Regions from separate parts of the Homo sapiens genome. Here regions 1, 2, 3 and 4 are each linked to region 5. The links are chromatin contacts, found by Hi-C or POLR2A ChIA-PET in ENCODE. All regions are on one chromosome and are shown on one strand. Each heading gives the region's core, a stretch centred on a gene start or an enhancer-like site at or near the end of the contact. The rest is flanking DNA. Distances are from core to core; before and after follow the strand shown. Region 1 overlaps UBE4B (ubiquitination factor E4B). Region 2 overlaps UBE4B (ubiquitination factor E4B). Region 3 overlaps UBE4B (ubiquitination factor E4B). Region 4 overlaps UBE4B (ubiquitination factor E4B). Region 5 holds the start of CENPS (centromere protein S).

Evidence for each region. A loop is a pair of places that touch in the nucleus more often than their neighbours do. ChIA-PET counts read pairs that join two places held with the same protein, here RNA polymerase II (POLR2A). Pooled maps may share reads with other maps.
Region 1: a loop to region 5 is called in a map of mammary epithelial cell, with 7 times the contacts of the local background. The contact joins the enhancer-like site here to the promoter of CENPS in region 5. A Hi-C loop is called at or near these places in 1 of 168 maps with a recorded cell type or tissue (mammary epithelial cell) and 7 of 50 pooled maps. POLR2A ChIA-PET finds 5 or more read pairs at or near these places in 1 of 52 experiments (H1).
Region 2: a loop to region 5 is called in a pooled map, with 4 times the contacts of the local background. The contact joins the enhancer-like site here to the promoter of CENPS in region 5. A Hi-C loop is called at or near these places in 2 of 50 pooled maps. POLR2A ChIA-PET finds 5 or more read pairs at or near these places in 2 of 52 experiments (A673 and RWPE1).
Region 3: a pooled map shows a loop between it and region 5 (2.5-fold over the local background). The contact joins the enhancer-like site here to the promoter of CENPS in region 5. A Hi-C loop is called at or near these places in 2 of 50 pooled maps. POLR2A ChIA-PET finds 5 or more read pairs at or near these places in 2 of 52 experiments (Panc1 and RWPE1).
Region 4: a pooled map shows a loop between it and region 5 (11-fold over the local background). The contact joins the enhancer-like site here to the promoter of CENPS in region 5. A Hi-C loop is called at or near these places in 7 of 50 pooled maps. POLR2A ChIA-PET finds 5 or more read pairs at or near these places in 4 of 52 experiments (GM10248, H1, WTC11 and 1 more).

Annotation. Positions count from the first base shown.
Region 1 is chr1:10,150,675-10,156,461 of GRCh38, reverse strand. It overlaps UBE4B (ubiquitination factor E4B), which reads right to left. Exons shown (of 28, transcript NM_001105562.3): 21 at 4,901-5,136. Among named protein-coding and RNA genes, the nearest start is that of KIF1B, 57 kb to the left of the region's middle. RefSeq lists a silencer at 1,108-1,309. Within about 2 kb of position 3,326, at least 6 of the 41 ENCODE cell types and tissues checked have a DNase peak (open chromatin) inside an H3K27ac peak, as active enhancers do.
Region 2 is chr1:10,072,154-10,077,437 of GRCh38, reverse strand. It overlaps UBE4B (ubiquitination factor E4B), which reads right to left. Exons shown (of 28, transcript NM_001105562.3): 2 at 5,224-5,284. Among named protein-coding and RNA genes, the nearest start is that of UBE4B, 42 kb to the right of the region's middle. Within about 2 kb of position 2,902, at least 12 of the 41 ENCODE cell types and tissues checked have a DNase peak (open chromatin) inside an H3K27ac peak, as active enhancers do.
Region 3 is chr1:10,053,017-10,058,782 of GRCh38, reverse strand. The region is part of intron 1 of UBE4B (ubiquitination factor E4B); the gene reads right to left. It also overlaps the pseudogene RPL21P21 and the pseudogene PGAM1P11. Among named protein-coding and RNA genes, the nearest start is that of UBE4B, 23 kb to the right of the region's middle. Within about 2 kb of position 2,927, at least 5 of the 41 ENCODE cell types and tissues checked have a DNase peak (open chromatin) inside an H3K27ac peak, as active enhancers do.
Region 4 is chr1:10,167,249-10,172,931 of GRCh38, reverse strand. It overlaps UBE4B (ubiquitination factor E4B), which reads right to left. Exons shown (of 28, transcript NM_001105562.3): 24 at 4,662-4,796; 25 at 1,603-1,794. Among named protein-coding and RNA genes, the nearest start is that of KIF1B, 40 kb to the left of the region's middle. RefSeq lists an enhancer at 2,339-2,388. Within about 2 kb of position 3,176, at least 3 of the 41 ENCODE cell types and tissues checked have a DNase peak (open chromatin) inside an H3K27ac peak, as active enhancers do.
Region 5 is chr1:10,427,029-10,432,207 of GRCh38, reverse strand. It overlaps CENPS (centromere protein S), which reads right to left and starts at 1,775. Exons shown (of 5, transcript NM_199294.3): 1 at 1,640-1,775. The coding sequence starts at 1,690. CENPS-CORT (CENPS-CORT readthrough) reads right to left here and starts at 1,775. Exons shown (of 4, transcript NM_199006.3): 1 at 1,640-1,775. The coding sequence starts at 1,690. RefSeq lists enhancers at 1,128-1,177, 5,091-5,179 and silencers at 1,428-1,677, 3,842-4,136.

The DNA of each region.
Region 1 (5,787 bases), core at 2,077-4,576, 280 kb after region 5:
TTGAGACCAGCCTGGTGAACATCGTGAAACCCCGTCTCTACAAAAACCACAAAAATTAGCTGGGTGTGGTGGCACATGCCTGCAGTCCCAGCTACAGGGGAGGCTGAGGTAGGAGGATCACTTGAGCCCGGGAGGTCAAGAGTGCATGGTGCTGTAATTGTACCACTACACTCTAGCGTGGGTGACAGAGCAAGACCCTAGCTCAAAAAAAAAAAAAAAAAAGAAAAGAAAATGAAACAAAACAATATACATTTCTCCCAACAGTTTTTTTTTCTTCTTATTCACTTCTACTGTTCCCTCAAAGTCATACCAGCCCAAGTTCTAATTCCCAGGTCCTTGTTCTAGAAGGCCGTAGGTGGACTAGACTTGTGTTGAACCTCTCCCTCCTCCCCCCAGGTATTCTTGCTGCCTTCTTTCTTTTTTTTTTTTTTTGAGATGGAGTCTCACTCTGTAGCCCAGGCTGGAGTACAGTGGCAAGATCTTGGCTCACTGCGACCTCCACCTCCCAGGTCCCGGTTCAAGCAATTCCCCAGCCTCAGCCTCCCAAGTAGCTGGCATTACAGGCCCCCACCACCACACCCGGATAATCTTTTGTATTTTTAGTAGAGACAGGGTTTCGCCATGTTGGCCAGGCTGGTCTCAAACTCCTGGCCTCAAGTGATTCACCTGTCTCGGACTCCCAAAGTGCTAGGATTACAGGCGTGAGCCACCACGCCCAGCCTAACTTGAGCATTTTCTAAGCTAGAATACTATCTCTGTGGTGTTAAGAGGAGCTTGTTCCACATACTGATCTTGTGTGTGGCAACTTTTAATTTATATCTGAGGGTCCCATCTGCTCAGGGACCAGGACCTAATCAGCCAGGTCTTCACATGGAGGTGATGAGCACTGGGGACTATGTCTGTGATGCCTCCCTCAGGGGTACCCTCACACCGGTCCCTTAGTAGCTGTAGGAAGACCAGCACAGTAGCCAGGGGGACCTGTGCTAAAGGGCATCTGCGAGGTTGCTGCCACTTGCTAGCCACTGACCTTCAGCAAGCTTCTTGACCCTTTTAAGCTTCAGTTTCCTCATTTGTAAAGTGGATGTATTTATAGTACTATCTTTAGGACTGCCGTGGGGATTAAGTGAAAGGATTAGTAAGCATTCAATAAGTGGTGGCTATTATTAGTACAGATGTCATCCATCTATGACTGAAGAGGTGGTCCAGGCCAGAGGGCACACATGGCAAAGAGGAAAGAGAGAACAACCCCCACCCAATTCCTTCTGGAACATTCCCAGCAGGACTCCACTAGGCCCAGCACTCGTCTTATAGGCAACAGGCCCAGTTCTGTTGTGTAAACACAAATACACAAACACACACACACACACACACACACACTCTCTCTCTCTCTCTCTCTCCTGAAGCCACAGTGACAGGCCCAGAACACTGACTACAAAATAAATTTAACTAAAATTGTTTTGTCTTTACTACTAACAATACATGTTTACTGTAGAAAAATTAAGAAGTTCAGATAATAAAATAAAAATAAAAACTATTTATAATGCTACCATTCAAAAATAACCAATGCGCTGTTACTATTTTGGTATATGTCCTTCCCTACATTCCTTTTTTTTTTTTTTGAGATGGAGATTTGCTCTTGTAGCCCAGGCTGGAGTGCAATGGCACGATCTTGGCTCACTGCAACCTCTGCCTCCCTGATTCAAGTGATTCATCTGCCTTAGACTCCAGAGAAGCTGGGACTATAGGTGTGCACCACTACGCCCAGCTAAATTTTTTTGTATTTTTAGTAGAGACGGGGTTTCACCATTTTGGCCAGACTAAGCCTCCAACTCCTGACCTCAGGTGATCCTCCTGCCTCAGCCTCCCAAAGTGCTGGGATTACAGGCGTGAGTCACTGAGCCCGGCCAGTTGTTTTTATTATTTTCACTGCACTGCTTTATAAATAATGCTGTGGAGAACATCACTTACAAACATTCGTAATTATTTCCATTGAATAAATTTCAAGAAATTAAATTCTTATGTCAGAGTATAGCTATTCAGCTGTTGTCTCGTAGCTCCAAATCCACTCTTTTTTTTTAAAATTTTTTTAGATCTCGGCTAACTACAACCTCCACCTCCCGGGTTCAAGCTATTCTCCTGCCTCAGCTTCTCAAGTTGCTGGGATTACACGCATGCGTCACCCGGCTAATTTTGTTTTGTTTTGTTTTTTGTTTTGTTTTTGAGATGAAGTCTTGCTCTGTCACCAGGCTGAAGTGCAGTAGCGCGATCTTGGCTCATTGCAACCTCTGCCTCCCGGGTTCAAGAGATTCTCCTGCCTCAGCCTCCCGAGTAGCTGGGACTACAGGCACATGCCACCATGTCCAGCTAATTTTTGTTTTTGAGACGGAGTTTTGCTCTTGTTGCCCAGGCTGGATTACAATGGCGCGATCTTGGCTCACCGTAACCTCTGCCTCGCGGGTTCAAGTGATTCTCCTGCCTCAGCCTCCCAAGTAGCTGGGATTACAGGCATGTGCCACCATGCCAGGCTAATTTTGTATTTTTAGTAGAGACAGGGTTTCACCATGTTGGTCAGGCTGGTTTTGAACTCCCGACCTCAGGTGATTCGCCCACCTCAGCCTCCCAAAGTGCTGGGATTACAGCGTGAGCCACTGTGCCAGGCCTAATTTTTGTATTTTTAGTAGAGACGGGGTTTCACCATGTTGGCGAGGCTCATCTCGATCTCTTGACCTTGTGATCCACCCACCTCAGTCTTCCAAAATGCTGGGATTACAGGCGTGAGCCACCACGCCCGGCCTTTTACTTTTAGTAGAGACTAGGATTCACCATTTTGGTCAGGCTAGTCTCGAACTCCTGACCTCAGGTGATCCACTGCCTTGGCCTCCCAAAGTGCTGGGATTACAAGTGTAAGCTACTGTGCCTGGCCGAAACCCAGTCTTTTTACCCTTTTTTTTTTTTTTTTTTTTTTTTTTTTAGAAACAGGGTCTTGCTTTGTTTCACAGGCTGGAACGCAGCAGCAAGATCATAGCTCACTGCAGCCTTGAACTCCTGGGCTCAAGCCTTCCTCCCACCTCTGCCTCCTTAGTAGCTGGGACAACAGGCATCTAATTTTTAAATTTTTCGTAGAGATGGGGTCTCGCCATGTTGCCCAGGCTGGTCTCCAACTCTTAGGCTCAAACAATCCTCCCACCTTGGCCTCCTAAAGTGCTAGGATTATTAGCTGGAGTCACCGTGCCCAGCCCACATGCACTCTTTGTAGTTGGCTTTGTGATTCTGGGGCTGGCACTGCAGAATCTTTCCTTTGGCAGCCCGCCCTCTCTAGGGTTGCCAATAGGGGGTGCTGCAGGAGAACTGGAAAACTGAAGGAGAAACAAGGGACTTAGGACCTTGCACTTACTGTCAGCAGTAGCAGTTGGTTCCAATTTTCAGCTTTGTCTCGTACCCCCAGAGCTAGCAACCGTGCACAACCCCCGAGAGAGACACCAGCACCTACTGGCCAAGGGCCTTCCACAGAGGACTGGGTCCTAGCTCCGTCCAAGCCCTCATCAGGGCAGCTGGGTTCTGAGATCCCCAGGCTCTTCCCTTGGGTCCCCAGACTGAGGGATAGAAGATGGCTACTTCCTGCACCTACTATTTGTTATCCCAGTGCTTTTTTTTTTTCTTTTTTGAGACGGAGTCTTGCCCTTTCTCCTAGGCTGGAGCACACTGGTGTGATCTCAGTTCAATGCAACCTCTGCCTCCTAGGTTCACTCGATTCTCGTGCCTCGGCCTCCTGAGTAGCTGGGATGACAGGCGCCGCCCGCCACACCCAGCTAATTTTTGTATTTTTAGTAGAGACGGGGTTTCTCCATGTTGGCCAGGCTGGTCACAAATTCCTGATCTCAGGTGATCCACCCGCCTCGGCCTCCCAAAGTGCTGGGATTACAGGTATGAGCCACCGCACCTGGCCCCGATAAAAGCATTTTTAAGGCTCTTGGTGTGGGCTGCTAAACTGCCTTTCAGAAAGGCTTTAAATTTGCATTCTCATGAGAGTTTCATAGCACTAAATCTGCACACTGGCTATAGGGTAGATTAAGCAGGTTTTTTTGCAGGTTAGCTTACTTCTCCACAACCATGTTTGTACCAGGTATTTTCAACTTAAGAAATAAATTTGACAGGTGAAAAGTGGTATTATTATTATTATTATTATTATTATTATTATTATTTGAGACGGAGTCTTGTTCTCTTGCCCAGGCTGGAATACAGTGGCGGGATCTCGGCTCACTGCAACTTCTGCCTCCCGGGTTCAAGCAATTCTCCTCCCTCAACCGCCCTGGGACTACAGGCACCTGCAACCATGCCCGGCTAATTTAATTTTTTTTTCTATTTTTAGTAGAGATGGGGTTTCACCATACTGGCCAGGCTGGTCTTGAACTCCTGACCTTGTGATCCGCCCGCCTCGGCCTCCCAAAGTGCTGGGATTACAGGCATGAGCCACCGCACCCGGACCAAGAATATGCATTTTTAACAAGCTCCCTGTTTCACCCACACTTTGGAAAGTGGGTTATAGGATAGTGTTAAAAAACAAATGCTGTAAGTTCAAAGGTAAAATGAACCAGATAATTCCATTCAGATAACACTACCAACTTGTGCTCTTGATACCCTGGGTCTCGGTGCCAATCATCTGACTTTCAGTAGTTCCTGCTGAATCATCAGAGACCAGTAGGTGGAATGGTTGTCCTATTCCTAACTACTCAGGGCAAGAAGAACCAAAAGTACATCCTCTGCAGGCCACAGGTTAGTAGGCTATACACACAGGTAGCAGGATATTAGGTAACAGGCTTAGAGCAACGTCGTCCACTAGCTTTAGATGACCTTACCTAAGTTGGCCTGCCATGTGCTACACTGTGTTCCAGCAACCTACCTGTATAAAACTTCATCAGGGAAGGTACCAACAACTTGGTGGAGAGAGGATGGTTCTCAATCATTTCAAAAAACTTCTGGGTTCGTGGCTGAACAGCAGGGTTGGTCATAAACATGACTTCTACCAGTTTGGCCACCAAATATGGGTTTCGGATGTAGTTCTGGTTGCACAACATCACAACAAGGAACATCACAATATCCTGAGTACAGGGCTCATAAAGCGCCTGGGGAGAGTATCTGAACAGAGGCAAGAAGAGCAAGAAAGAGACCGCTGAGAAACTGCTGAGAAACTCATCTTGGGTGAAGGCTGGTGTCAGTAAGTGAGGAGGGGAAGGCAGGATAAGTAGGTTTGGGAGTGCCCTTGAACTCATTCAGTTTACAGTGACTTTTTTTTTTTTTTGAGACAGAGTCTCGCTCTGTCGCCCAGGCTGGAGTGCAGTGGCGCGATCTCGGCTCACTGCAAGCTCCGCCTCCCAGGTTCACGCCATTCTCCTGCCTCAGCCTCCCGAGTAGCTGGGACTACAGGCACCTGCCACCATGCCCGGCTAATTTTTTTTGTATTTTTAGTAGAGATGGGGTTTCACCATGTTAGCCAGGATGGTCTCGATCTCCTGACCTCGTGATCCGCCCGCCTCGACCTCCCAAAATGGTGGGATTACAGGCATGAGCCACTGCGCCCAGCCTATTTTTTTTTTTTTTTCTTGAGATGGAGCCTCGCTGTGTTGCCCAGGCTGGAGTGCAGTGGCACAATCTCGGCTCACTGAAACCTCCGCCTCCAAAGTTCAAGCGATTCTCCTGCCTCAGCCTCCTGAGTAGCTGGGACTACAGGTGCCTGCCACCATGCCCAGCTAACTTTTGTATTTTTAGTAGAGATGGGGTTTCACCATG
Region 2 (5,284 bases), core at 1,653-4,152, 360 kb after region 5:
TTGCAAGGAGGGTCTTAGCAGACGTAAGCAAGTTAAAATAAGCTCATACTCAATTACGGTGGTCCCTAATCCAGTGGCTGTCATAAGAGGGAAATTTGGACACAGACACACACAGAACGAAGATGGCCATGTGAAGACGGACGTGAAGACTGGAGTTATGTTGCCACAAGCCAAGAAATGCCAAGGACTGCCAGCAACTATCGGAAGGCAGAAGAAAGGATTCTCCCCTTATTGGGAGGCATCGCCCTACCAACACCTTGGCTTTGGACTTCTAGCCTCTAGAACTGTGAGAAAATAATACTGCTGCTGTAAGCCTTCAAAAGTTTTTGATAGGTTGTTACAGCAGCCCTAGGAAACTACAGAAGCAGATGGCACTGCAAGAAGCTGGGACTAGGCTGGGTGTGGCAGCTCACACCTGTAATCCCAACACTTTGGGAGGCTGAGGCGGGAGGATCATGAGGTCAGGAGTTCGAGACCAGCCTGGCCAACGTGGTGAAACCCAGTCTATACTAAAAATACAAAAATTAGCCAGGCGTGGTGGCAGGCGCCTGTAATCCCAGCTAATCGGGAGGCTGAGGTAGGAGAATAGCTTGAAACCAGAAGGTGGAGGTTACAGAGAGTCGAGATCATGCCATTGCACTCCAGCCTGGGTGACAAGAGCGAAACTCCATCTCAAAAAAAAAAAAAAAAAAAAAAGGCTGGGACTGCAGATGGGAGAAGCAACTGGAAGTGGAAGGACCCCCTACAGCTTCTCAATCCTTGCTTTAGTTACTTGCAACTGAAAACAGCCCAACTAAGAGGGCCACCAAATGACTGCTGCCAAGCACTCCTGGATGAAGGACTTTTTACCATGGGTGGCACCCCACCCAGTGTTTGTCTCTGTTAGCACTTCTTGGCCAGGCGTGGTAGCTCACGTGTGTAATCTCAGCATTTTGGGAGGCCGAGGCAGGTGGATCACCTGAGGTCAGGAGTTCGAGACCAGCCTGGCCAACATGGCGAAACCCCATCTCTACTAAAAATACAAAAATTAGCTAGGCATGGTGGTGGGCACCTGTAATCCAGCTACTTAGGAGGCTGAGGCAGGAGAGTTGCTTAAAACCAGGAGACAAAGGTTACAGTGAGCCAAGATCACGTCATTGCACTCCAGCCTAGGCAACAGAGTGAGACTGTCTCAAAAAAAAAAAAAAAAAGAAAGAAAGAAAGAAGCACTTTTTGAGTCTGGAACAAAAATCTCTCAATCACATTCGGTGGATAATAAATCTACCCATTAGACCTATGTCTAACTTCCAGGACCACAGAAAATAAACACAAGCCATCACCTTCCTCATGCCAGCTTTTTAAACTCTTTAACGGACAGCTATCATATTTTCTTGAAATTTCTTTTTCTCTTTTTTGAGACAGGGTCTTGCTCTGTTGCCCAGGCTGGAATGCAGTGGTGTGATCACAGCTCACGGCAACCTCCACCTCCTGGGCTCAAGCAATCGTCCCACCTCAGCCTCCCGAGTAACTGGGACTACATGTGTGCACCATCACGCCCCGCTAATTTTTTGTAGAGACGGGGTTTTGCTATGTCGCCCAGGCTGGTCTCGAACTCCTAGGCTCAAGGGATCCTCCCACCTTGGCTTCCCAAAGTATTATGATTACAGGCATGAGCCACTGCACCTGGCCTGAACAGAGAATAGATGTAACCTGTCTTAAGAGAGATTTTCTGTTTGTTTTTTCACTTATTTAGGAAATCATGAAAATCTGTTTATTCAACCCACCAAAGTATGGCTAATAATATCCAACTGTTTGTGATTATGAATAATGATGACTATGTGAGAAACATAATCAGGACTACTTAGCATAGAGGTACCCGGGCAAGAACTAACCGTTTAGGGAATGCCCAAGCCTTTCTGTTAGTTTGTGATAACAGCATATGGGCTGTTACACAGTGTTGCACTTATGCTTTAGTGGGGCCCCTCTGGCTCTACACTGAGAACAGACTCAAGTGAAGCAAGGGTGGGCATGAGATGACCAGTTAGGAGGCTGTTCCAGAAATCCAGGCAAGAGATGCTGGTGCCTTGGACCTGGGTAATAGCGGTGGAGGTGATGAGAAGAAACAGGTGGTGAGAATCTGGTCTGCTTCTAGTTTTCTGACAGGTCTAGAGCAGGGCCAAGCAAGCTCTAGTCCACAGGCCAAATCTGGGCTACTGCCTGTTTTTGTAAGTGAAGTTTTACTGGAACACAGTTACACTTGCTCATTTACATATGTTCTATGGCTGCTTTTGTGCTACAGAAGCAGAGATAAACAGTTCTAACCTCACAGCCTCCAAAGCCAAAAATATTTACTATCTGGCCCTTAACAGAAAGAGTTTGCCAATCCAGGTCTAGAAAACATGAATTGTCATTTATTGAGATGGAAACCTGGGAGAAGATAAAATGTGAGGCAACAGCAAAGCTTGATTTGGGGCATGCTAGCTGTGACATGCCTGTTAGACATCCAAGCAGAGATGTCAGGTAAAGCGCTGGATGTGTCAATCTGAGGTTCAAGGAGCAGGTCCACGTTGGAGATAAAAGCTTAGGAATCATCAAATGAGGGTAATTAAAGCCAGGACACTGGATGACAACAGTAAGAGAATAAAGCTGGATGGAAAGGACAAGAGGTTAAATATTGAGCCCTTGAATCCTAACATTTAGAAGTCAGGGAAATGAAAAGGAACCAGGCAAAGAGTGAAGAAGGAACAGATACAGAGAATGCATGAAAACCAGGAGAATGTGCTGTTCTGGAAGCCAAAAGAAAAACGTGTTTCCAGGAGAAGTGGGTGAAAGCCATGTCTAATGAGGCTGATGGGTCAGACCAGACAGTGACTCAGAGCAACCACAGAGCAACCACGGGAACCCTCGCCTGACTGCAGTTGATTCAGCAAAGAGTGCAAGGGCAGAAGGGGATGGAGAGGACAGGCAACTCATTCCGGAAGTTCTGCTGCAAAGGTTTTGGTGCAGAGATGTGGGGGAGAAGCTGGCAGGGGGAATTAGATCAAGAGAGTTCCTTTTGTTCATTCCCATGATGGGAAAAGTAATGGCATTATATAGGCTGTTAAAAAAAAAAAGGCCATATGAGATGGAAAATCTGATGAAGCAAGAGAGAGAAAGGAACTGCTGGAGTGAAGGCTGAGTAACTGAAGGGAGATGGGATCTAGGGTCCAAGCTTCAACAGCAGCAGGGACAATTTGTGCATAACAAGAACCAGGCGCACATACAGGTAGGCAGATGGATGTGATGACTGAGGCTGATGGAGGTTCCCTGCCTAGGTTCTGCCTGCATCTGTTTTCTCAATGAAATATGAGGCCAGAGTTAGGTGTGGTGGCACATGCCTATAGTCCCAGCTACATGAGAGACTGAAGCAGACGGATCATCTGAGCCTGGGAGTTTTAAGCTGTAGTGCACTAGGATCACGCCTATGAACAGCCACCATGCTCCAGCCTGGGCAACCCAGTGAGACCTCATCTCCAAAAAAAAAAAAAAAAAAAAAAAATAGAAAGAAAGAAATGGGAAGCCAGGCCACTAGCTGAGAGAGTGAGCATGGAGAATGAGGTACTGCACACTCGAGAAGGTATGAAACAGATCAGCAGAGTGAGTGAACTGGGAAGCATGGTGCAACAGCCTGCCAGTATCAAGGGTCTACCCGAGTTTGTGATCATGAATTTGATGTTGTTGTTGTTGTTGTTGTTGTTTTTGAGACAGAATCTCACGCCATCACCAGGTTGGAGTGCAGTAGCGCAATCTTGGCTCATTGCAACCTCCACCTCCCGGGTTTAAGCAATTCTCATGCCTCAGCCTCTCTTGTAGTTGGAATTACAGGCAGGTAGCACCACACCCGGCTTTTTGTATTTTTTTTGTGAGACGGGCTTTCACCATGTTGGCTAGGCTGATCTCAAACTCCTGACCTCAACTGATCCACCCACCTTGGCTTCCCAAAGTGCTGGGATTACAGGCATGAGCAACCACACCCAGCCATGTAATCATGAATTCGAAATGAGACAGACATTTCAAAAGTTTTCAATTAGTTCAAATGGTTCTGAGTTTTTCTATAGCCTTATTCCAGTGTAGGTGGGGAATGGGATTTAACCAAGATCCTGGTTTAAATAAGCAAGTAAGACAAAGTGAGAGAGGTTCTCTCCAGGACAGATTCCAGCATTCCAGGTATGGCCTGACCAGGGTGAGGCAAAGAGCACTGTTGTCAGTACTGTGTCCAAGGAAAATCACATTTGGAATCCTGAACCCATCAATCCTACCAGAAGACCATCAGAGCTTCTCAGAGACATACAGAGGAAACATTATAGGCAAGGATCTTCTTTATTACTAACAGATGTTTTGGTTGAACCACATTAGGTATAAACATTTATATATATCTATAGTCTACACTGATACCTAACGAGAAGTACAGCAACAAAAACTCTGCAAATACTTTTAATTGACACGATTCTAGATCAAGAAGACAGATGATTCAGAAGGCTATCAAATTATTAGATGATATTATGATCAATGCAGTTCTCTTAGCACCCCCTTTACGCAACTAGAATCCTAATTATAAAATAGTAATTATTATTATATGACAATAATACTATATTTGATAGAAAAGTTCACAGACAAAAGAGAGATATTTTCAAATACACAGTATGAGAAATATCATTTCCCAACAAAGACAGTCCTGGATATCAAGCATCAGCTCATTTATTATAAAGAAATAAACTTTTACTTTTTAATGAGATAGTTCTAAACATCCTATCAGGTAGTTTTATCCTCTGAAAAGTTAAAGAAAAAGTTCTGTGCCAATGCAGAATGAAGACGAGGAAATCTGCAATTAGAGGTGTTCATTTTGACCATTATTTTAATCTTGCATTTTCAGATTATTTTATCTTAAAACCATCAACCAAATTCATAAAATCAGCAGAACCAAATTCAGTCTTAATCATCTTGTCATCAGAGATAATACCTAAACCTGTTTGAAAAAAAAAAAGATGGAAGTTATGGAAAGAAAAGCAATTGGTTTAACAGATTGCAATAAAAAAAAAAGCGATAACACAACACATTGCAATGATATTTAAACTACTGCTTGGAGGATTTTAAAGAGCTGATGTCTGCTTCATTTTAATCTGTTCTGGAAACATCACAACCATCAGCTTAACAAAAAGCTAAGAAGAATTACAAAAGAGTCCCAGGTATGAAGCTTGGGCTTACCTGATGCACCTATTGGGGAGGTAGCTGGGGTCATGTTGTGGACATTGAGACCAAGACTCTG
Region 3 (5,766 bases), core at 1,678-4,177, 370 kb after region 5:
TGACACAGATGTCAAAATCACAGCCAGCATTTCTCAGTGCCTCCCAGAAGGCTCAGGTCAGTGTCACACCAGCCGCTGAAGTGCTTCTCCAGGTGCCAGGCACCCTTGCCCACCTGCAGGCGGCAGCTGGTGGGCTCAGGATGCAGCACTGACTGTGGTCACTGTGATTCCAGAGTCCCCACTGCCTGGCTCCCAGTGCACACCACTCCCCCAGCTCTGTACCCCATGCCCAGCTTCTAGTGCCCCTGGCCCACCACCCAGCACCCCATGCCTCACTGCCTGGCTCCTGTGCACTTTCTCCAGCACAAGTTTTAACACATATAAACCTAACAGCTCAGTGAGGCCAGCTTCCCTAAGTCTGCACTAACAAGTAAAGTACCAAGGCTTCCAAGCAATAGAGAAATGTTACAGGATGAATATGACAGAGTGGAAACAGACGGGGGTAGAATGGCACGGTCACCCTGCAATCTCATTTTTCCAATCATTTTCTGCTTCACTTTCCAGGTTACTTATCCAACTCAAAAAATGTTTACTCAACAGTTACAAAAAGCTTGATTGATTAACCACATTTCTTCTCCAAAGAATATCATGACTATGTCCAGGACTTACTCCCAAATCAAAACCCTAAAGTATCTAGTGCTTTTACCCAAGCACTCCGCTACAGCTCAAACACGTCACCTCTAGAAGGGGATCATCCATGTCGGCTCCTGGCCTCAGCCCAGGGTACTCCTGGCACTCCCACTTTAATTGTAACAGAGACCCTTTTACTCTCACAAGAGTCCTTGTGTGGACATGACCTGAGAAGGTCACCCCACATCCGACAGTCCAGCTGTTCCTTCTCCTCTCTTTACCTACATACCCTCCACTGCCTCCCATGCTTGCTTCCCTGCCACCGGAATGCAGGCAAGGCAAGTCACCTTCCTCCTCCTTGAGAACTTTCCCAGGTGAGTAAATATCTCAAAAATAAAGCACAAAATACTTACAAAGGCCAACTTCTAGCAATTACTAGCAAAATACATTTTTCTTTTTTCTTTCTTTTTTTTTTTTTTCTGTGAGACAGGGTCTTGTTCTGTCAGCCAGGTTGGAGTACAGTAACACGATTTCAACTCACTGCAGCCTCAACCTCCCTGGGGAGGACTGCTTGAGCTCAGCAGTTAGAAACCAGCCTGGGGAACACAGCAAGACTCCATCTCTAAAAAAAAATCAAAAAATTAGCCTGGCATGGTGGTGTGTGCCTACTCAGGAGGCTCAGGCAGGAGAAGCGCTTGAGTGCAGTAGTTTGGGGCTGCAGTGAGTCATGATCACGCCACTGCACTCCAGCCTGGGCAACAGACACTCTGTCTCAAAAAAAAAAAAAAAAAAGAGAAAAGACTGTAAATGGTATTTTCTCAGGGAGAAAAAAAAGGTTGCGACCCTTTAATTCTCCAAAGCCAGGCAGTAATTATATCTTTTTTAAAATACAAGGAATTTTATAAACTGTAACAAAAATTGTTAATTGTGTTTTTTGCATCTAATTGATAACATGAAGAACGTTAAACACGCCTAACCCCATTCTGCCAGCTGGTGAGAACTAAGGACCAAAGGCATAAAACTGCCTAATTAAAGTGTTTTCTTAAGTCACCCATAATACTTAAAATATTAATATTATTACTTCAAATTAGAATAATAAGGGGCCAGGTGTGGTGGCTCACACCTGTAATCCCAGCATTTTGGAAGGCTGAGGCGGGCCAATCACCAGAGCCCAGGAATTCAAGATCAGTGTGGCAAAACCCCATCTCTACAGAAAAAAAAAAATACAAAAATGAGCCAGGTGTGGTGGCACATGCCTGTAGTCCCAGCTACTCAGGAGGCTGAGGTGGGCTGGGGAGGCTGAGGCTGCAGTGAGCCATGAATGTGCCACTGCACTCCAGCCTGGGTGGCAGAGTGAGGCCTTGTCTCATGAATAAATGAATGAAGCAGTCCACCTGAAAGTGAAACAGAGACCAGACCATGTGCAATGGGTGAGTGAAGTGCTACCCCAGGCCCCATCTTCTCAAGCCCTCTACACAATGAGCAATCGCGTAGCTAGCGCTGGCCAGGATCCCAGCTGCACCTGTTTCCAGCTGGGTTATCTCTCTGAGCCTCGATTTCCCCATTTATAAGAAAGTGACAAAATATTTCTTATCTTATAAAATAGTCATCAGAAATAAAGGTAATATAACAAACAACTAGAATTAGTATGTATTTATCAGCTTATAGTTTATCCCCACCCAGTACAATACAAGCTCCAAGAGAGCAGGGATTTGGTCTAGTTTATTCACCGCTGTATTCCCAGCAACTATGACAGTACCTAACTCCCAGAGAGCACTCGGTAAATATTTGCTGAACAAATGAAAAGTGTTTACTTGACACACAGTAAATAGTCTTTTTTAAAAAAATAATTTCAGCCTAGCAGTTTTCTCCATCCCTTTGCTCTTTTAATCTTCCTCTTAGGCTCAGTTTCCCCTTTGTGTAGGGTTCTGCTTTATCTAAATAATACGAGTGTGTACAAAAGCACTAAAAAGCATCTCACGTGTCATCTAATTGTGAAATTAGGAGCAAGAGAAACCAAAAAGATCAAGAGCCTAAAACTGCCAAACATTACATGGCAGAGAAACATGCTGAGTGTAGAATAATTTTAACTGCATTCTGTTATTTAAAGAAGGTTTCCTGCTGCAGAAACTTTATGCCCTTTATAACCAAAAACATCCCAGGGGATAGAAGTGGATGGTATGGTCTCCATTCTCATCTTTGATCCTACTTGGTTCAACAGACAAGATTAACGTAGATGACTAAGCATCTACTACTTCTACTTCTGGTTTTGTTTTGTTTTGTTTTGTTTTTTTGAGACAGAGTCTTACTCTGTCATCCAGGCTGGAATGCAGTGATGCAATCTCAGCTCACTGCAACCTCCATCCCCAGCTTCAAGTGATTCTCCTGCCTCAGCCTCCCAAGTAGCTGGGACTACGGGCACGTGCTACCACACCCAGCTAATTTTTGTATTTTTAGTAAAGACAGGGTTTCACCATGTTGACCAGGCTGGTCTCAAACTCCTCATCTCAAGTGATCTGCCCACCTTGGCCTCCCAAAGTGCTGGGATTACAGGCATGAGCCACTGCGCCTGGCCAGCATTCACTACTTCTAACACTATTCCATAAAACTGATTCTGGTAACTTTTGCCCCATGTTGGCTGGGTGTGGTGGAGGAAGGCTTGAAGCCAGGAGTTGGAAACCAGCTTGGGCAACATAACGAGACCCCATCGCTACAAAAAAAATTTTTTAAATTAGCTGGGTGTGGCAGCACACGCCTGTAGTCCTAGCTACTCAGGAGGCTAAGACAGGAGGATCACCGGAGCCCAGGAGTTCAAGGCTACAGTGAGCTATGATGCTGCCAGTGCACTCCAGCCTGGGAAACAGTGAGATCTTGTCTCAGAATAAAGAAAGGAAAGAAAAGAAAAAGAAGGAAAGAAAAGAAAAGAAAAGAAAAGAAAAAATGATGAAAAGGTGGCCTACGAGACATTTTCACAAGCATTTGTTCCAATTGGCATTCATTAAAATTCTCCCACTCACAACCCATTCTAATCATAACATTTCAAGCCAAAAGATGCTTTATTCATGTTTCCCTAAACTAGAAATCACCAAACCTTTTGGCACAAGGACATCTGTTCAAAGTAAAAACACGCCGGGTGCGGTGGCTCACACCTGTAATCTCAGCACTTTGGGAGGCCGAGGCAGGTGGATCCCCTGAGGTCCGGAGTTCAAGCCCAGCCTGACCAACATGGAGAAACCCCATCTCTATTAAAAATACAAAAATTAGCTGGGCATGGTGGTGCATGCCTGTAATCCCAGCTACTCGGGAGGCTGAGGCAGGAGAATCGCTTGAACCCGGGAGGTGGAGCTTGCAGTGAGCCAAGATTACACCACTGCACTCCAGCCTGGGCAACAAGAGCAAAACTCCATCTCAAAAAAAAAAAAAAAAAAAGGAGAAAGATAATATTACAGACACCAAGGGAATGGGTACTGTTCCAAAAAAAATGCCCCGCAAGTGTTACCATGGCTAGACTGGAAGAGTCTACAATGTTACCCAGCATGCTGCTGGCATTGTAGTAAATGAACAATGGCAACAGTCTTGCCAAGAGAATTAATATGCATATTGAGCACATTAAGCGCTCTAAAGGCCAGCATCATTTCCTAAAACTCATGAAGGAAAATGATCAGAAAAAGAAGAAAGCCAAAGAGAAAGGTACCAGAGAAGCACACTGTGTGAGAACCAATGGGAAGAAGCCTGAGCTGCTGGAACCTATTACCTATGAATTCATGGCATAAGAGGTGTGAAAAAAATAAAAGACCTCTGAACTGTCAAAATGTTTCTCTTCATTGAGTAGAAGTGTGGTGTCCCCTCGCCCAAAGAACTATTTAAAGCAAATTTTAATTGTGTCCTAATTCATTATGCCATGTCTTTACTATTCAAATTTAATGTATTTCTTGCTGAAAGATGTGAGGTGGCTTACTGTGCAACAAATTACTCAATTGGTTAGAAAACAGCCAGATATTACTTACAAAATATTTGTATTGGTTTGAAGATAGTCCCTCTAAATCATCATGGAAGAAATAAAATAGCTTACAAAAATAAAAATTAAAAAAAGAATATGGAAATAAATGTTTATGTGTCAAAAATCCTGTCTTTTTTTTTAAAAAAAATCTAATATTTCTAATTACTACCCCAACAACAAAAAAAGATTTGATGAAGGAAAATGAGTTATCTAAAGATTCAATATCAGATGGACATGGTGGTTCACACCTGTAATCCCAGCACTTTGGGAGGCCAAGGCAGGAGGATCACTTGAACCCAGGAATTCAAGACCAGCCTGGGCAACATAGCGAGGCCTTGTCTACAAATAATAAAAGAATTAGCCAGGCATGGTGGCAACACCTGTGGTCACAGATACTTAGAAGGCTGAGGTGGGAGGATCACTTGAGCCCGAAAGGTCGAGGCTGCAAGTGAGCCGTGATCACGCCACTGCACTCCTGCACTCTAGCCTGGGTGACATAGCAAGACCTTGTCTCAAAAAAAAAAAGTTTTCAAAATCAGCCATGCAGCGGGTAGGGAGAGCATTAAGAAAAATAGCTAATGCATGCTGGACTCAGTTACTAAGTGATGGGTTGATAGGTGCAGCAAACCACCACGGTACACGCTTACCTATGTAACAAACTTACACATCCAGCCCATATACCCCAGAACTTGATTGTGCCACTGCACTCCAGCCTGGGCGACGAGCAAAATTCCATCTCAAAAAAATTAAATAAAAAATAAATAGGCCAGGCGCAGTGGCTCACGCCTGTAATCCCAGGACTTTGGGAGGCTGAGGCGGGTGGATCACGAGGTCAGGAGATCGAGACTACCCTGGCTACCACAGTGAAACCCCGTCTCTACTAAAAATACAAAAAAATTAGCCGGGCATGGTGGTGCATGCCTGTAGTCCCAGCTACTTGGGAGGCTGAGGCAGGAGAATGGCGTGAACCTGGGAGGTGGAGCTTGCAGCGAGCCGAGATCGCGCCACTGCACTCCAGCCTGGGCAACAGAGAGAGACTCCGACTCAAAATAAATAAATAAATAAATAAATAAAAGCCATGCACGGTTGTAAACACCTGTGGTCCCAGTTACTCGGGAGGCTGAGGTGGGAGGGTCGCTGATGAAATTAGGAGATGGGGCCTTTGGGATGTGATGAGGTCCTGAGGGCGGAACCCC
Region 4 (5,683 bases), core at 1,927-4,426, 260 kb after region 5:
TGTCGGCAGTTGTAACACAATGGTGAGTATTCTAAACACAGAAAAGGTACAGTGAAAATACGGTATTATAATATGATGGGGCCACATGGTCTTTGTGGTCCAGCATCGACAGAAACAGCACATGACTATGTATTTTTTCACTGCAAATCCTTTGTTAAGACCACTTCCCCTGCTACATCAGAAAGCACCTACATATGTGAGTTATAGCTCAATAAAGCTGTCATTAAAAAAAAGTACCTACAATGCTTCTATTGTAATATTACTCCTTTGGATGAGATATGGGTAAAGAACCTTCTAGAATGCCTACTGATGATTAACTTGAGCCATGAATAGTATTTGGATAAGTAGTGTGAACAAAGACAGAGACACAGAGACAAGCATGGTTCTTTGTGGGCATTTTAAGTGGACAGCAGAGAGACTGAGGATATGGGTTCAAGGCCAGGCTGCCTGGACATGGATCATGCCTCTGTCCCACACTAACTCTGTGACCTCGAGCAAGCTATTTAACCTCTCTGTGCCTCTTTCCTCACTTTAAAACAAAGACTTTACAGAACCTACCTCAAAGGATTTTGTGAGGACTAAATGGGTGGAGATACGAAAAGTGGGTGAAATGAGGTGTACAGTTAATAAACATTAGCTGTGAGGACGTTGAAAATGAGGCAGAACGGACCATGGAGGGGGCCAGCCCTTTATGGGATGACTAGAAGATCACGCAGGGACAGCTTAGCCTAAATCGGTGGCTGTGGAAATGAAGCACACACAGACAGATCTGCTCACAGGAGACCCACGGAATAAAGGAGAGGGAAGAATGTAAAGAAAACCACACAAGATTTTTAATCTGGACAACCCCAAAAATAACAGCACTCTAGCAGGAGACTAGGAAAGAAGATTCTGATCCCTTGAGAAACCGGGCTCTTTTCAGAAATGTAATGGATTTGTCAAGAAGGCCCTTAAAAAGATGGGGTAAGAACTCAACTGGAGAGGGCTCAGAGCGCCAAACCTGCTCTTTACTTTTGTTTTTTACTTACTTACTTACTTATTTATTTATTTTGAGACAGAGTCTCACCCTGTTGCCCAGGCTGGAGTGCAGTGGCACAATCTCAGCTCACTGAAACCTCTGCCTCCTGGGTTCAAGCGATTCTCCTGCCTCAGCCTCCCGAGTAGCTGTGATTACAGGCATGCACCACCACACTGAGGTAATTTTTTGTATCTTTAGTAGAGATGGGGTTTCACCATGTTAGCCAGGCTGGTCTCAAACTCCTGACCTCTTGATCTGCCCGCCTCGACCTCCCAAAGTGTTGGGATTACAGGCGTGAGCCACCGTGTTTTTGAGACAGGATCTCACTCTCTCACCCATTCTGGAGTGTGGTGGTGCAATCACGGCTCACTGCAGTCTGGCCTCAAGCAATCCCCCTGCCTTGGCCTCCCAGAATGTTGGGATTACAGGCCTGAGCCACCGCGCCCAGCCCAAATCTGCTCTTCACACTCAAAGGAAAACAACCCACTCATCTTCATTTACACCAGACGAGTTCCCTGGCCACTGTGGTTATTATCTCCAAATCTGCCAGTAAACTCACAGAGAGACCAACTCAACTCACTGACCTGGTCGTCAGCAATGGCTTTCGCGAACCGAGCACAGTCCAGCTGTAAGTAAATATCCGTCAGTTGGTCCAACAGCTTCTTTGGTTCAAAGCCGTATTTCTCAGGGTTTTCAACTTTCAGGTCACGGCACTTGGGGCCACAAAGTTGCTGAAGATTAAAGTTCAGCATTGCAGCCAATCGGGGTCCAAGCTCCTAGGAAATCACAGGATAATAGGACAATTCATGCTGTTGAGACAAGTGAAAAGGACCAAAAACTCCCATTTCAGTGGAGGAACAGGAATTGGTTGGATTAATCTTCAAAGAATCCTTACAGGTGCTGTGTATCATAAGCTGAAGAAAGACAACATTATATTTCAACTTTACTCCCCATTTCTGATCTGATAATTCTAATACTTAATGGAATGTTGCAGGCTGATGAAATATTTATTTATAAATACCAAAAGAAGCCAAACTTTTCTTTACATTTATGCTTTTAATTAAAAAAAGTATCACTCCAAATTCATTGAGAAACAAGTAAAAGAGAGAAAATTATACAAATCTTACCATTATCTGAGCAAAAAAAGTTTTGAGTCAGCTCTTCCAGCCAGTATTTCATAAACTTTTTTCCCCATAAATGTTAAAAGCCCCTGGCAGTTCAGTCTGTGTCATTCTTATGTACTTATCAGATACAAATAACAAAGTAATGCAAGGAAAGAAGATAAAAGTTATGCCTTGAATAGTTTTAAATCTAGTCAATGAGACAGAGTAAACTTAAATGAAACACCTGGAAAATAGTAATAATCTATGCTGTAATCTCACAAGGTGACTCAGTACCCACTACGGTTGGGCATACATGGTTTTAAGCAAACCTGAAACAGGAAGATGTGGCTTAGAGAGCATTAAACACTGGCCATAAAAGGGAGTCACGAAAGCATTCCTTTAAGTCACAAGGTTTTCATGAAATGTAATAACTGGATTTATACAAATTCAACATATACTTAGCTTTTCAAGAATTTGCTTTTGCACAGAGTACTCCTGTATTTCACTGTTGAGAAGCTGTGAAATAAAAGAGTCATAACAGGACAGAGTTGGTCATTCTGTTTGAAGTAGGAGAGATCTGAGCTAGTCAGTAAAGAAGGTGAAAATGCAAACCTTAAAGGTTTGCAAAATGAAATGCCTTTACACTTTGTCTGCAAAGGCCAGATAGTAAATAGTGTAGCAAAGGAAATGAAAACATCACAGCAGGCACAGGCACAGGCTGGGGCCAAAAGAACAGGGCTACAGTGTACAGATGGCTCAGGTCTATGAGCAGGCCTTAAAATAAATTTATTTATTTATTTTTGAGAAGAGTCTTGCTCTGTTACCCAGGTTGGAGTGGCGTGATCTCGGCTCACTGCGACCTCTGCCTTTTGGGTTCAAGTGATTCTCCTGCCACAGCTTCCCAAGTAGCTGGGATTACAGGCATGCACTACCACGCCTGGCTAATTTTTGTATTTTTAGTAGAGACGGGGTTTCGCCATGTTGGCCAGGCTGGTCTGGAACTCCTGACCTCAGGTGATCCACCCTTCTTGGCCTCTCAAAGTGCTGGGATTACAGGCATGAGCCACCGTGCTTGGCCTTATGCCAGGTACTTCTATGTGTGTTTTCGCTTAGTCTTCCCAACAAGTGTACAAAATAGGTGGGTGTTGACCTTGTTACAAAGGAATTAATCAACTATTTACTATCTGGCCTTCACAGAATTCTGCAAACCTTGAAGGGAGGCCAGTGTCTGGCCAGTGAGCTGTTTTGTTTCATGCTCCATGGCCTTGCACTTTGCAAACTTTTAAGGGAGGCCAGTGTCTGAGCTGTTTTGTTTCGTGTTCCATGGCTCTTGCACTGAAATCTGTTTATGAAGAGACATGAGGTGGAAAGTTAAAAGAGTGGAAAAGAGTTGTCCCCAGGCCAGGGAGTGGCAATAGTGCCTCTGCTGATGACAGGAGTCACATAACAGAGAGTCACATAACGAAGGTAAGAGCAAATACAGAAAATCAGGGGAAATATGCAGTAACGTCATATTCCATTGTAAAGTAAACATGTCTCCACATAGGCAAATGGCTACCGAATCTTAGGTCCCCGTCTTGCCTTCCTCACTACCCTTGTCCTGGCCACACCATAAAACTTTTCAACTTTGTGGTGGGGGTGGCTGAAGCAGGGCAGAAATCTTCAGTGATGCTGCTCAGTTTCAATTTTAGAAATAGGAACCAGGTCTTACTAGTTGAGAACAAACATTCTGACTATTTGCAATCCACCATAAACCCTAGTGATGGCCGGCTCCCATTAACCTTTGGCTTCCTGAGTGTAACAAAGGTACAGCTAAGAGAGCCAAAGATTTTACACGGTCTCAATTATTCTACTTAATATCCTTCCATTGTCAACAGCTGTTACCTTATGCTTTTTCTTCTTCTTTTTTTTTTTTTTTTGAGATGGAGTCTCACTCTGTCGCCCAGGCTGGAGTGCAGTGGCACCATCTCGGCTCACTGCCAGCTCTGCCTCCCGGGTTCACGCCATTCTCCTGCCTCAGCCTCCTGAGTAGCTGGGACTACAGGTGCCCACCACCACGCCCAGCTAATTTTTTGTACTTTTAGTAGAGATGGGGTTTCACTGTGTTAGCCAGGATGGTCTCCATCTCCTGACCTCGTGATCTGCCCGCCTTGGGCTCCCAAAGTGCTGGGATTACAGGCGTGAGCCACCGCACCCGGCACCTTATGCTTTTTCTATAAGTAAAATATAGGAATCAATAATGGTAAAAATATGTCATGACATCAACATGAATAATCCAATGTACTGTCTAAGCACAAAGTGCAGTAAGGCATTTGGAAGTGGCTGTAGACTATGTGGTGACATCAGACATCTGCTCTTCAGTCCATCAACAGAGTCTGGTATCAATTAGCATAACTGGGAACAAAATCAGTCACAGAATTTCACTTATTGATGACTGTGATCCTAAAATTTCCAGAACTTCAACAACTGCTAAAGTTATAAGTGAGAGAGTCTGAATGTGGAGTCCAAACCACCAAACAGAGCCCCGGGTTTCTACTCACCGGTCTGAGGAAGGGCTTCTGGACCTGCTTCGTGAGGATGTGGAACATGTCCACGGTTTCGGTGGCCAGGGCGAGGTAAGAGCGGGACACACGCTCATCCTGAGCAAGCTGAGACTGACGAGCCTGCTGCTGATCCTAGGACACATCGAACAGACGCTGAGTAAGGCTCGGTCCTGGTCATCAGCTCAGCAAAGCGCCAAGCACATAACTGGAAAGTGCGTGATAAACCCAACATGCTTAGGGAATGACAGAACCGCCTGCCACATGTCCCAGATAACTGAAGTTTCATCCTTTCAGCATCGGAGCTCTTTGAGACTTCCAGCCAGGTGATGTTGGTGCCTTATTTAACTCTGCTTCCTCAATGATAAAAGAAGTCACCATCTGCCGGGCGTGGTGGCTCACGCGTGTAATCCCAGCACTTTGCGAAGCCAAGGTGGGCGAATCACGAGGTCGAGATCGAGACCACCCTGGCCAACATGGTGAAACCCCGTCGCTACTAAAAATACAAAAATTAGCTGGGGGTGGTGGTGCGTGGCTGTAGTCCCAGCTACTTGGGAGGCTGAGGCAGGAGAACTGCTTGAACCCAGAAGGCTGAGGCTGCAGTGAGCTGAGATCGCGCCACTGTACTCCAGCCTAGTGACAGAGTGAGACTCCGTCTCAAAAAAAAAAAAAAAAAAAAAAGTCACCATCAACTTCTATTCAGGATGAAATAAGATAATGGAACATAGTATCTGACACACATCATGGCACTAAGAAAGGGTAGTTTATTTCCCTTAATAATAACTTTTACTTAGTCATTATTATTATTATTATTATTATTATTATTATTTTTTGAGACGGAGTTTCGCTTGTTGCCCAGGCTGGAGTGCAATGGCGCGATCTCGGCTCACCGGAACCTCCGCCTCCCAGGTTCAAGTGATTCTTCTGCCTCAGCATCCCGAGTAGCTGGGACTACAGGCATGTGTCACCATGCCCGGCTAATTCTGTATTTTTAGTAGAGACGGGGTTTCTCCATGTTGGTC
Region 5 (5,179 bases), core at 526-3,025:
GCTGAGGCAGGAGAATCTCCTGAACCTGGGAGGTGGAGGTTGCAGTGAGGCGAGATGGAGCCACTGCACTCCAGCCTGGACAACAAGAGTGAAACTACGTTTCAAAAAAAACAAAAACCAACCAAAAAAAAACAGGGTAGGCAGGACCAAAGATGACTAAATGCAATGCACCATCCTTAACTGAATCCTGGATGAAGGAAAAAAGACAGTTAAAAGAAACATCTTTAGGACAAGTGGGGGCACTTGACAATGCACATTCAATAGAGTTTTATCAAAATTAATTGTCCCACTTCCTGAGTGGGACAATTTATTGAAATGATGTAGTAGGAGAATGCCTTTTTTTTTTTTTTTTCTGAGATGGAGTCTCGCTCTGTCACCCAGGCTGGAGTGCAATGGTGCGATCTCGGCTCACTGCAACCTCCGCCTCCCGGGTTCAAGCGATTCCCCTGCCTCAACGTCCCGAGTAGCTGGGATTACAGGCACCTGCCACCACACTCGGCTAATTTTTGTACTTTTAGTTGAGAGGGGGTTTCCATGTTGGCCAGTCTGGTCTCGAACTCCTGACCTCAAGTGATCTGCCCACCTCGGCCTCCCAAAGTGCTGGAATTACAGGCGTGAGCCACCGCGCCCAGCCAATGCCTTGTTTTTGGGAGATGTGTACTAAAGAATTAAAATGTAAAGGCGAAGTGTCAAAATATCTGCAATTAATTCTCCAATCGCGGGGCTGGGAGGGAAGCATGGGAGCAAACAGAGCAAAATGCTAACTAGTGGTGAATCAAGGTGACGGGCATCTGGGCATTCTGTACCGTGTTCTTGCAACTTTTCTGAAGGTTTGAACTTCTCAAAAGACAAGGGGCAGGGTAGACAGCTGCTGCAGTGTAACTTTGTAGAGAGGAAACTCCCGCGTCTGGAGCTCATTCCCGCGTTTCTTCAGTCCGTCCTCTTTAAGGTCGCCACTCCGGGTCTTGCTTTTAAGCCTCTTCACGGCAACGTTCTCAGCCTCTGACGCCCCATATGCCCGGCGCTGATGAAAGGAACGAATGGGATGCCCGCAGCTACCCTGACAAGTGATTATTCTTATGACGATTTTGCAGAGAAGAAAATTGCGTCTGGGCCGAGTCGATACGATCACAAGTTGGCGGGGCAGAGATTCGAACCCACATCTAAGGACGAGCTCTGGGCCTGACTGGTCCGCACCGCGTCCCTGCATCAGTAACGAGGGGTCGACGCCTCCAGGGCCAGCGTTCCAGAGCTCCGGCCCGAACCGCCCACCGCGTACGGGCGTCACCTGGAATGTCTAATGCCGACGTTGTACCCTCACGAAAACCCCATCTGAGAAGGGGAAACCGAGGATTCATCGCAAGGCCAGAAGGTGGCCTCTCGCCGCCGGACCCCGGCGCCCGCACGCTCCCCTAGAACCGCTTCCTCCCCAGCCAGCGCAGGCCAGGGTCCAGCCGCGTTGCCGCGGAAACCGCCTCCCAGCACCACCCGCGGCAGTTAAGCCAACGCATGCGCAGCCGCGGGGGGCGCCCGGGGGCGGGGTGCCGATGAGAAGCCGCCGGGGGCTGCCGGGTACTTTTCTGTCCAGAAACTCGACGCCGTCCTGCCCCAGCCCAGCCCGACCCCCGTTTTCCTGTACCTGTTGGTAAGAGAATCGCTGCTGCTCCTCGGTCTCCGCCTCCTCCTCCATCACTGCGGGCCGACCCTGGGCAAACGCAGGAGGGCCGAGAAGGGGCGGTGGTGCGCGGCCAGGTCGGATTTTCCCGCCGCGGCGCGAGCGACGGGCCGCGCGGGCGGACAAAGTACGCAGCTCCGCCCTGCCTCGCGCGCCCCCTGGCGGCGCTCCGTTGAGGGGATTCCGCCGTCGGCCTCCAGCCAGCCCCCTGCTCAGCTTGCTCTGCGGAGGTGGCCGGGCGACGCGGGGACATGACCACCGAGGTCACTGCTGCACCCCAGAGCCTGATTCAGCGCCTGGCACAACGCTGAGCACCACTCTCCGCGAAACACGTGTGCGCATAGGTGCAAAGCGTGTTCCAGTCGGGTGTAGAGGATGCGTAGCCCACGATTTACAGATCATGTAACGCAGTACACATTATCAGGAGCTCCATGCACCTGTACCTCAGGTGTATCTTGCAAAATCGACCATCAACTTTATCATTCTATCACCAACAATAGCGTCACAAAGACTACAATGAGTGAACGACCCGTGACCTCATTCAGCGAGTGGAACAGGAACTGCGTTGTTGCCATTGGCAGGAGTATAGTTCTGACACAAGTGTTACTGTTTTTCCTTTATGTTAACGATGAAGTGAGACCATCAAACCCAATTTTGGTTTGTTTTTATTGTAGTTTTTTGAGAGGCAGGGTCTCACTCTGCCGCCCAGGCTGGAGTGCAGTGGCACCACCAAGACTCACTGTAACCTCCACCTCCTGGGCTCAGGTGATCCTCCCACTTCAGCCTCCCAAGTAGCTGGGACCACAAGCCTGCATCAGCGCACCTGGCTAATTTTTATTTTTTGTAGAGACCAGGTCTCACTATGTTGCCCAGGCTGGTATCAAACTCCTGGCTTCAAACAATCATCCCACCTCAGCCTCCCAAAGTGCTGGAATTACAGGTGTGAGCCACCATGCCCTGCCTGTATTTCTAGGTTTTTGTTTTATTATTTTTTATTGCCTATATTTCTGTATTCTGCATTTGTCACAAGCAGGTGCTACTTTCAGAACGAAGGAAAGCACATAAAGCCACTCCTTGTCTTCCTTTCCCAGGGACGTCCCTCAAGTTCCCTAAGCTTGCCAGGGGCTGAAACCCAGATCAAAGCTTTTTGGAGGAATCAGCCTTCTGAGGACTTTCCTCTGCATCTGCTCAGTGGGTGGCATCTGGAAATGACAGGCACTTCTCGCCTCTGTCCACTGCTCTCTGTGGGCATCCCAGTCTACCTGGACAGTCCTCCTGCCCAAGCAGGGCAAGCCTCTGACGGATTCCCCTAATGGGCAGCATGGGGCTGGGCAGGGCAGGCCATCCAGAGTGAGACCAAGCCTGCAGCAGGAGAGAAGGCCGGTCGCTGGTTGGTGAGCAGCCCCATTTAGAGCACACTGTGGCTGCAAAGCCCAGCTCCCTCCCTTGAGCCTGGTGACCCCAAGCAAGTCACAGGACGTGGCCAAGCTTCATGTCCCTTATTTATCAACTGGGGACAGTAGTTCCAACTTCACAGGGCAGGTGTCAGGTTTTAAACAATTGCCTCACATAAGAGCTAAAGAAATTGTAACAATTCGTCCCAGGAAGTTCCTGTGCTTTGTACCTGTGTGTTCCCTCATTTTAAAGCAGTTGCTTCCCAGGATTAAAGAACAGTATTCCAGTGACATGTGTGCAATACAGAGGCACTTAAGAGCCTCAGAGGCTAGGAGCAGTGGCTCATACCTGTAATTCCTGCACTTTGGGAGGCCGAGGCAGGTAGATCACTTGAGGTGAGGAGTTCAAGACCAGCCTGGCCAACATGATGAAACCCTGTCTCTACCAAAAAATACAAAAATTAGCCAGACATGGTGGCACATGCTTGTAATCCTAGCACTTGGGAGGCTAAGGCAGGAGGATTGCTTGAACCCGGGAGGTGAAGGTTGCAGTGAGCTGAGATCGCACCATAGCACTCCAGCCTGGGCAACAGAGCGAGACTCTGTCTCAAAAAAAAAGGTCTGAGAAATAGGTCGAGGGTTGAGGTATTCATTACAGAAAATGGAACTGGGTGTGGTGGTTCAAGCCTGTAATCCCAACACTTAGGGAGACCAAGGCAGGAGGATCACTTGAGCCCAGTTCAAGGCTATGGTGAGCCGTGATTGCCCCACTGTTTTCCAGCCAGGGTGACAGAGGGAGACACTGTCTCTAAAAAAAATAATGAAAAAAGGATATATTAATATTTGGTTGAAACTTACTTGATGAAGAAGTAGCCCTATAATCTGGCCACTAGATGTCAGTGTTGCACTACAGCGTGAAGCAAGGCCAGGGATGCCCGCTGGCAATGTTGCCATGACACTGAGCACTTTGCACTTGTCCTCGCTCTAGGCACTCATTTAATATCTCATCTGCCCTCAAAAGTAGGTGCTGTTAGCCCCATTTTACATGAGGAAACAGGTGAAAGAACTCTGCCCAAGGCTAAACTACTGGGAAGTGATAGAGACCAGATTTGATTATTAGGCTGGTTTCCGAGTTTCCGGTTTATCCACTGCCCTCACCATAAATAAGACAAAGACCTTGGTGGGTTTCTTTAATCCTTTTCATCTGCATTAAGGAGGGTTCCATAAATATTTAGTTCAGCCGGGCGTGGTGGCTCACGCCTATAATCCCAGCACTTTGGGAGGCCGAGGCAGGCGGATCACCTGAGGTCAGGAGTTCGAGACCAGCCTCAACATGGAGAAACCCTGTCTCTACTAAAAATACAAAATTAGCCAGGCGTAGTGGTGCATGCCTGTAATCCCAGCTACTCGGGAGGCTGAGGCAGGAGAATCGCTTGAACCTGGGAGGCGGAGGTTTTGCGGTGAGCTGAGATCGTGCATTGCACTCCAGCCTGGGCAAACAAGAGCGAAACTTGAAGGGGTGGGTTGCCCCTCCACACCTGTGGGTGTTTCTCGTTAGGTGGAACGAGAGACTTGGAAAAGAAAAAGACACAGAGACAAAGTATAGAGAAAGAAATAAGGGGGCCCAGGGGACCAGCGTTCAGCATATGGAGGATCCCGCCGGCCTGAATTCCCTTAGTATTTATTGATCATTCTTGGGTGTTTCTCGGAGAGGGGGATGTGGCAGGATCATAGGATAATAGTGGAGAGAAGGTCAGCAGATAAACACTTGAACAAAGGTCTCTGCACCATAGATAAGGTAAAGAATTAAGTGCTGTGCTTTAGATATGTGTACACATAAACATCTCAATGCCTTGAAGAGCAGTATTGCTGCCCGCCTGTCCCACCTCCAGCCCTAAGGCGGTTTTCCCCTATCTCAGTAGATGGAACATACAATCGGGTTTTATACTGAGACATTCCATTGCCCAGGGACGGGCAGGAGACAGATGCCTTCCTCTCGTCTCAACTGCAAGAGGCGTTCCTTCCTCTTTTACTAATCCTCCTCAGCACAGACCCTTTACGGGTGTCGGGCTGGGGGACGGTCAGGTCTTTCCCTCCCACGAGGCCATAT